Linked DNA regions of Homo sapiens: region 1 is linked to region 2. The links are chromatin contacts, found by Hi-C or POLR2A ChIA-PET in ENCODE. All regions are on one chromosome and are shown on one strand. Each heading gives the region's core, a stretch centred on a gene start or an enhancer-like site at or near the end of the contact. The rest is flanking DNA. Distances are from core to core; before and after follow the strand shown.

What was found. A loop is a pair of places that touch in the nucleus more often than their neighbours do. ChIA-PET counts read pairs that join two places held with the same protein, here RNA polymerase II (POLR2A). Pooled maps may share reads with other maps.
Region 1: a map of PC-9 shows a loop between it and region 2 (8-fold over the local background). The contact joins two enhancer-like sites. A Hi-C loop is called at or near these places in 4 of 168 maps with a recorded cell type or tissue (Caco-2, Calu3, PC-3 and 1 more), 3 of 37 single-sample maps with no recorded cell type and 3 of 50 pooled maps. POLR2A ChIA-PET finds 5 or more read pairs at or near these places in 4 of 52 experiments (BJ, PC-9, activated T-cell and 1 more).

What each region holds. Positions count from the first base shown.
Region 1 is chr5:127,891,465-127,895,959 of GRCh38, forward strand. The region is part of intron 6 of CCDC192 (coiled-coil domain containing 192); the gene reads left to right. Among named protein-coding and RNA genes, the nearest start is that of SLC12A2-DT, 190 kb to the right of the region's middle. Within about 2 kb of position 1,472, at least 4 of the 41 ENCODE cell types and tissues checked have a DNase peak (open chromatin) inside an H3K27ac peak, as active enhancers do; they include PC-3 and PC-9, where a contact is called at or near this core.
Region 2 is chr5:127,933,341-127,938,043 of GRCh38, forward strand. The region is part of intron 6 of CCDC192 (coiled-coil domain containing 192); the gene reads left to right. It overlaps LOC124901059 (a long non-coding RNA gene), which reads left to right. Exons shown (of 3, transcript XR_007058925.1): 3 at 1,904-1,974. Among named protein-coding and RNA genes, the nearest start is that of SLC12A2-DT, 150 kb to the right of the region's middle. RefSeq lists an enhancer at 1,395-2,048. Within about 2 kb of position 1,816, at least 7 of the 41 ENCODE cell types and tissues checked have a DNase peak (open chromatin) inside an H3K27ac peak, as active enhancers do; they include PC-3 and PC-9, where a contact is called at or near this core.

The DNA.
Region 1 (4,495 bases), core at 222-2,721, 42 kb before region 2:
TCCTGATTGCTTTTTGTTAGAGTGGAAGAAGGGTCCCTCCTCCCATTTAAGGTCTCTCGTTCCACCTAGTGCTCCACACTCATCATTCTCATCTTTCCAGTGATGTACTTATTTGCCTCATCTCATGCATGCATCATATACTTCTCTTTACTAGCTCATTACTATCTGCATAGGAACATGTTGGTATTTCACATCTCTGTAAAAACTTCCTTTGATGCCTCATTTCTCAGTCTCTTTGTCCCACTCTCACCTTGGAATAAGGTCAACATATTGAAAAGATTATCTCCACACACTATCTTCACTTCTTCACCTCCCTCTCATTTGCTGTTTAATCCACCACATTCTGGTTCTTTCTACTCCATCTAGATGATGGTATTCAACTGATAGTGCTTTTATGTATGGCATTTACTATCTTTTAGGTTACCTAACAATTTTTGTCCATTTCTTCCCATTGGACCACAAGCTCTTCGAGGGTATATATTACATCTTCAGCATATTTGTATCCTCCCACATTACCCAGTACTGCTGCCTTGCATAAAGACAGGCAGAAGTACTGTCTTTTTTTTATCAGAGTACTATTGGGTTTTTATCAGAGTACTATTAACAGGAATGGAAATGAAAGATGTTGCGCAAATTACTAAGTCTAAAAAAAGCCAAGAAGCTATAAAGAATGTTGGTTACAATAATTATCATTTGAAGATTGTTATGTGCTTATGTCATAATCAAATTGTAAATTATCTGATGCTATCATATACTTGGAGCAGTGGAGAAAGCCCTAAAATTAGAGACTAAACATCATAGAAACACATGATTTCAAAAGAAAAGGTAGACAATCCTGAGATAATTAAGGTGCTGTTGTTTGTTGTTTTGTTACCATGTAATTCTGATTACATGACAAAGATTAACTCCTGGATGGAACTAGCAGAACAGAAAAATACAGATGTAGTTATTTCTAAATTTATAGAGAAATTGGTTTAGTATCTAAGATGCTGACATTAGTTGAGCTGTAGTGTGGATTCAAAATGCCTTTAAAAAATCTAAAATGAACTCAAAATATGTTTCCATTATAATCAGAAGTGCATATGTACATTTCAGGTATGTAGGTGATGTGGAAGAAATTTTAAATTTTATCTTTGTGAGCTCTAGTAGTTCACTTGGCAACTGGCAGTGCAGTCCTCTGACATCATTTTCTCATTGTTGACTAGTTTTATGAAGATGTGGCATTGTTCTAGAGAGAAATTGAATAATTATGAATTTAAATAAAGTACTCAGAAATCTGTGTTATAGTTGGCCAAATGTGCAAATAAAGATTTTATTTTATTTTTAAATGCAAGAGCTGGTTAAATAGAAACACATAGCTCAGGGTTAGGAAGAGAAACAGTGTAGAGTAGGTTTGTATGAAAATAAAAGAACAGAGAAAATAATGCTCTCCATTGTCTCGAGTGACACAGAATTGGCAGTAATCCAAATACCGCAAGAGACAAGATTAATATTAAGTATATCTGTCAACATCCTGTTTGAAAATCTCAGCCAGGATCGGAGATATCTGAAAACATCCAAAGGGGGTTTCGCCTAAGAATGAGTCATAGTCTCCATAGCAGAAAGCCCTAAAATATCAGTATCGGGTGTTAGAAGTCAAGCAGACCTTAGCGATAATCTTGTCCACTCCCATGTTTTACAGATGAGAAAACTGGGGTCCAGACAACCCTCTCTCCACCCAGCTACACTGGCAGGCACCAGGAAGTAATGAACAGAATATGGATTTGGAACTACACAGAATTAGGACCAGATCCCAGCTCAGTCACTCAGACAAGTCCCTTACTATCTCTGAGCCTCAATTTCCTCAACTTTAATATGAGAATCAAAATAGCTACTTTGCAAGGTGGTTGTAAGATTGGGAGCAATGCACATATAAAGCATCTGACACACAGAGAATCAACAAATGCTAGGTCTTATTGCCCATAGTCCTGGGATTAGTAAAACAGAACAAGGACACCCACTGCAGTCCAAGTGTGTTCTCACTATACCTTTAGAGATCTCCAGTCCGTAGACCTCTTCCAAAAAGAGGGGAAGGGGAGGAGTTATTACACTCTTCTATAAACACGTAGGCTTTTGATAATCTGGAAATATCAAATGAGCCAGTATCATATAAAATGCCAACTGGAACTTACTAACTTGTCCAGAACATCAACATGACAAAGGATAGTTTAACATAAGGGACAGAAATCTGATAAACATTTATAAATACAGCCCAACAAAACCTTTCTGAATTGAATCTTTCACACTTAAGTATGTGTGGGGACGGGGTGTCAATGTTGCATATATATATACCAAACCAGGCTTTGTAAGTTACACAATGGCCTATTTTTAAAAATTCAGCAATAATGCATTAATTTTTCTAACATTTAAGACAGACCTCCTGTATCTAAAATAAAAGTTGAAATTAAAGAAAAAAAAATTTCATTCCAAATTAAAACTAAACTTTGGGAAAAAAAATCCAAACCTTTAAAGATGGAATGAATTATAGCAAAAAGATAAAGGAAAATTGCTTAAGCCTTTGCGGTTTGTAAAAGAGTTGAGACAAAGCTGAAATGTTTATTTGTTCTAATTACCTATCTCCATTGCAGGTGTATATGACATGGAAATACAGGCCCTACTACTTAAAGGATAGACTTAATGACTCGTGGGCATTCTGATTGCTCGGATACTTTAGTCCTATCTAATTTTTTTTTTTTTTTTTTTTTTTGAGACGGAGTCTTGCTCTGTCACCCAGGCTGGAGTGCAGTGGTGTGATCTTGGCTCACTGCAAGCTCTGCCTCCCGGGTTCATGCCATTCTTCTGCCTCAGCCTCCCGAGTAGCTGAGACTACAGGCGCCTGCCACCACGCCTGGCTAATTTTTTGTATTTTTAATAGAGACAGGTTTCACCATGTTGGCCAGGATGGTCTCGATCTCCTGACCTCGTGATCCACCCGCCTCGGCCTCCCAAAGTGCTAGGATTACACGCGTGAGCCACCGCGCCTGGCCAATCCTATCTAATTTTAACTCATTTATATAAATATAGTCATTAGCCATGACATGTTAACTTTGAATGGACAATGTAAGTTTCCACAGCTAGATTCTACTGAATACCTTCTCAGGATATTCCCTTTGAAAATGAATAAGAATCTAAATCTATAAAGGAATGCTAAGTAACTAGCTTCTCCAAGTTACTACTTGCATTGTTTCCAGGTGCCTGGAGTCACCAGTATGGTAATATAAGATCTAAATAGCTGACAAAAGTAAGAAATCTGTAAGATTTTAGAACTAGAAAGGTTGTTAATGAGGCCACAAATTCGCCCATAGGCTAAATCCAGCCAACCAAAGTGTTTTAATTGTTCCTTAAAGTATTTGCCCATGCTATATGTTAGATACTTTGCAATAGTCTCAACCATTTAACAATCAAGAGATTTCACATTGCAAACAAGATTTCCAGCTTCCTTTGAAAAGTTATATAATCTGGCAACTCTGGGCTGAATTTTTTTTTTCCCTGCAACTTTTATTTTGAGTTCAGGGGTACATGTGTAGGATGTGCAGTTTGGTTACGTAAGTAAGCGTGTGCTGCGGTATTTTGCTGCACAGATCATTCCATCACCTAGGTATTAAGCCCAGCATCCATTAGCTATTCTTCCTGATGGTCTCCCTCCCCCACCACCTTCTTCTAACAGTGGGTCTGAATTCTTGCATGGCAATCCTTGGTTAGAGCTGAACAGTGGCCACCCCTTAAATGCAATGAGTTCTCTCCAGTTGCCCCATCTCCTATTACTCCTGATGGGATTACACAGGCCGATTCTGCTTACTGACATTGCCTTCACAGCTCCTGCTCTGGTCCAAATTCATATTTTACAGAAAAGAAAAGCCAACGCCCAGAGAGATCAAAAGATTGAAGCTAGCTCCAGAATCCAGATCTCCTAGCCAATTATGCCTTTTCCCATATCAGAAAGTCTTGAATGATTATTTGTTTTAATGAGTATTCCCTAAGAAATGAATAAGCACAAAAATAAAATCTAGAGCACAATTTGCAAGATATTAAATACTTAGGTAAAAAATAGTAGGGCTGGGTGTGGTAACTCACTCCTGTAATCCCAGCACTTTGGGAGGCCGAGGTGGGTGGATCACTTGAGGCCAGGAGTTTGAGACCAGCCTGGCCAACATGACAAAACCCTGTCTCTACTAAAAATACAAAAATTAGCCAGGCACGGTGGTGCACACCTGTAGTCCCAGTTACTCAGGAGGCTGAGGTGGGGGTATGACTTGAAGCCTGGGAGGCAGATGTTGCAGTGAGCTGAGATCACGCCACTGCACTCTAGCCTGGGTGACAGCCGTACCCTGTCTCAAAAAAAAAAAAAAGTAGTGCCACCTCAGACAAAAATATTACTGATTATCAGTGGCTGCTTAGCTTGTTCTTAGAAGGAGGACTAATTATTAACAGGCAATTGGTTTCGTATAATTTTTTA
Region 2 (4,703 bases), core at 566-3,065:
GGGTGACCAGAGAAGAAGCTATTGCGATACTTAAATACTAGGCGAGAGGGAATTACCACTTAAATAAATGATGAGCATGGGCACTGGAGTGAGTATATGCCTCAGACTGAGCATAAGAAGTAAGATAGGAATCTGTATTTCTCTTGGTCTGCTTAACTCCCACACACCTCTCACCGTGAGAGCATCTAATTGCCACATGAGTGATGCGAGTGGTTAGAGACAAGTGTTTTTCATTCATTCTACGTGTTCACTAAACCATAAACAAGTCCTAGAAGTGTCTTCATCAGCCAGGCCCCTCACTCTGGTCTGGAGACTGGTGGAGTACTAGGGTCTGAATGTTTGTGGTCCTCCAAAATATGTATGTTGACATCCAATCCCCAGTGGGTTGCTATTAAAAGGTAAGGTCTTTAGGAGGTGACAAGGTCATGAGGGCAGAGCCCTCATGAATGGGAGTAATGCTTTATAAAAGAATCTTGAGGGAGCCTATTGGCTTTTCCACCATATAAGGACACAGCTGGGAGGCACCATCTATGAGGAATGGGTCCTTACTAGACAATGAACGTGCCGGCACTTTGATCGTCAACTTCCCAGTCTCCAGAACTATGAGAAATAAAATTCTGTTGTTTATAAACTAAGGCATCCTAAGCAGACTGAGATATGCAGGCACCACAACTTCTCAAGGCCCAGATGAGCAGTAGGCAACAACTGCTTCCTACATGGTCTCTCTTGCCTCTTGTTTTCCTTTTCACTGGGTGTTCTACAGGCTCTCTGATCCACTGCTCTCAGGAGCACTACCCCATGTCATTCAGGCTGCAGCCCTTCCATCATGATCTCAACTAAGTATTTGTTCCCTTCTAAGTCACTTACTAAAACAGACAGATCTTCTTAAACTCTCAGGTTTGGGCCTGTTGCTAGGTGAAAACATATATTCTCTCCACTGTGCCATTACATCTCGAATTTTTCCTCTAAAATATAACTATTATAAGACTGATCTTCATTATATTATCAAAAGTTTCTAGCTAATTTTATATACTACATTTTAATTCTTTTTAGTGACCAAACCTCTTTGCCAACCAATTGTATTCTTATAATGCTGCTTGTTTTTTCCAAATCAATTAACACGTGCCTACTTCAGATGGATCCTAAATGTTGACAGCTTTAGTGGAAGGAAATTGAAGTACCTTTGAAGTCAGTCACTTGGCACTATAGATTGGTCTCTTTACAAGTAAAAACATTAAAAGGGGAGGACAGATGAAACTTCAAGACATAGGACTAATTTGATTTTCAAAAAGAAAAATATTTGTACTACAATACAAAAAAAATAAGTGAATCATTTATTTCAGAGAATAGCCATTTGCAAACGTTCACTGTAAAAATCTAGAGGATAGAAAACCTAAAAAGTTTTGTTTAGGTTTGTCAATTTAAGTGGGAGGGATATATTTCTAAAGAATATGTCCTAAAGCTGTGCCAAGTATGTGCAAGTCCAAGTATGGCAAGAGATGACCCTGGACTCTGTGGTGGTTGCAGACAAATAATACATAACTTTCAAAACCAGCCCCATAGTGAGTCAGAGTAGTGGGCATTTGTACAGAGGAGGAAGCTGACATTGTCTTTTAATCCAAACAGCAATCCTGGGTGGCTCTGGTGGAATGAGGTATTTAATCACCTCACCGGTGATCCTTGTTGGGTCTTTCTTGTTGAGTAAATACTTGGCAGCCTTAGTCATTAGCTTGAAAGGCAGAGGGAAAAGTAAACCTTCATGAGTGAGTACCCAGCTGAGGTGTTTGTTTAGGCTAATCCCAAATGCCCTTTAGGGCCTAACTCAGTGCTGCCCCTCCCCTACTTCACTGTGAAGCTGCAGCTGTGGAGCCAACATTTTATCTTATTTATTCTCTATGTGCAGGTTCCCAAACATAATTATTGGATGAATGAATGAACAAGAAGATGACTATGGAGGATACTTGGGATCTGGCTAGCAACAAGTATATTTCCCATTGTTAGAGGTAGTTGGGTCAGAAATTAGATCAGTGCTTCTCAGCATTTCTCTGTTCAATGCATACTTTTTGGTGGCACCCATAAAGAAATCAAAAGGGGAATATCCCTTTTTAGCAAGAAGTATTTAGAAAATCTAAAAGAACTCTTCCTCCTATTCATTGGGTCACTTTTCAGCCCTGCATCACTGTTTACAGAAAAGTGTTAACATCTTGGACTCGTGAAGCAATGTTTTCACACATTCTAGGTATGTTGACCTAATATGAAACCACTCCTTCTTGCTCTGATTAGCAACAAGTGATGCCCCACTGTTTTCCCAGTCTATGTATGGCAGTGTTCCCTCTGTCAGGTCTCTCTGTGACAGTGTACAGCTGCAGTGATCACAAAATTCAGATTTTTAACTCATTGATTACAATTGGCAGCCAACCTCTGAAGAGCTGGAGGGACACCAGTGACTGAGAGCCACTTGCTTAGAAAATTATCAAAGAGAGGCCAGGCACGGTGGCTCATACCTGTAATCACAGCACTTTGGGAGGCCGAGGCAGGTGGATCACCTGAGGTTGGGAGTTCGAGACCACCCTGGTCAACATGGAGAAATCCCGTCTCTACTAAAAATACAAAATTATCCGAGTGTGGTGGCTCATGCCTGTAATCCCAGCTACTCAAGAGGCTGAGGCAGGAGAATCGCTTGAACCCGGGAGGCAGAGGTTGTGGTGAGCCAAGATCGCACCATCGCACTCCAGCCTGGGCAACAAGAGCGAAACTCCGTTTCAAAAAAAGAAAAGAAAAGAAAAAAAATTATCAAAGAGATGTTACAGAAATAATTCCTATACTGGTAGCAGATGAGGCTAGATCACCCCAAAAATGTAGTCAACGCTCAGTCTTTTAAGGTACTCCTTCAACTACAGTCACCTCTATTGTTATCTATTTAGTTATTATTAGTCATTTTTGATGTAACTTTCACATGTCACTTTTCTCAGAGCATAAAGGTTTTGAGGGTATGAAGAACAGGAAGCTGGAAATGGCCAAAGGCAAGGTCATATTTTCTTCTGGGCCTTTGGTCTTTCAAGGCTGACATAGAAAAGTGAGTACAGCCTGGGTCAGCCGAAGGCAGAATGCTGGGACTGCCTCTCCTCTCACTAAATCTTTCTAACCCTGCCCAATTCCCACCGGCCATCCCCTATAGTCTTTTTGCGAGAACTGTACACCATCATTCTCAGTCCTGACTTACATCTATTTTAAGTCATAGAAGAAAGAGGGAAAATGATGAAGAATGATGTATGACTGTAAAAACCCCTTCAGTAGTGGCGAAAGTGATGAGTTTATACCCTCACTGTTGCTAATCAGGTTTTTCCTCCGTCTCACATAGAAGAGCCTTTCTTGTTGCAATCTCTGGGTTTCCTGGATCCTGTGGGTGTGGGGTTAAGGCTGAGAAAATCTGGTCAGATAACAGCACCTCCAGGCTTCCGGGAGACCCGCCTTGGCAAGACTGAGCTGCCAGCAGAAGCCTATGAGGGACCACAGGTGTGTGAAGTGTGGGACATGTAGAGCTGTCAGGACTTTGGGGACACACATCACTTCCTGTTACAGATGAGGGAGACTAGATGGGGGGAGAGGAGTGAGATGGTTAGTGGTAGATTCTAGAAAACTCACTGGGGTGGCCTTGGGCACTTTCCAATACAAATAGGACTTGAGGCTCTTGAAGTCCCCCACTTTGCTAAAGAGTTTTAAACACTTTTGTTAGTTGTAATGTATTTAGAAATGGAACAAAATATTTGTGTTTTATATGTGTAAAGAGACTAGTAGTAAAATATACTTGTATGAGAATTTTTTTAATTTTAGTATGTCTTTAGGTTGTCTATTAGTATTTTCATTTAATACATGAGAACAGTACAATGGGAATCCTCATGCCATCTCTCTTTTTTTCAGCATCTACTCTACCCCTTTTCTGACTGTCCTCTTCTTGTGCTATGGACTGAATTATGTCTCCATCAAAATTCCTGTGTTGAAGCCCTAGCCCCCGACTAGATGGCATTTGGAGATGGGGCCTGTGGGAAATAATTAGGCTTGGATGGGTTCATGAGAGTGGGCCTTTCATGATGCAGCCAGTGCCCTTATAAGAAGAGATATGAGAGAGGTTTTGGTCTCTCTCTTTCTGCCATGTGAGGACGCAGCATAAAGGTGGCCAGGAAGAGAGTCCTCACCAGAACCTGACCATCCTGACACCCTGATCTGAGACTTCCAGCCCCCAGAACTATAAAAAAGTTTCTTGTTTAAGCCACCCCATCTGTAGTACTTTGTGATAGCAGCCCAAGCTGCCTAGACACTTGCTTCTCCTCTCATTTTCTTTCCACCTTCTCCCTGTAATACTCTCTTCCAGAAGGGCGATGTGGTCCTAGTGACCGTGACTGCCTATGCAATGCCGCTTCGCCGCATTTTTGCTGCTGTATCATTAGAGCTGGGTGAACTCTACCTATACTGCATTGTCTAAAAACGTTTTGACCAGTTTGACCAGGGGTGACACTAAACTCCTTTCTTCATTGTACAAATCCGTTGAAAATAACTCATTCTAAAAGCAGAGGAAAAACTGAGGAGAGAAAAGATGGAAGGAGAAGTCAAAGAGGAAGAAGACGTCAGACAGGCACAGTGAGGTTCCAATGCACCCCCCTCCACCCCTGCCCCCTGCTGAGGCCCTGCATCCCCCACTGTTC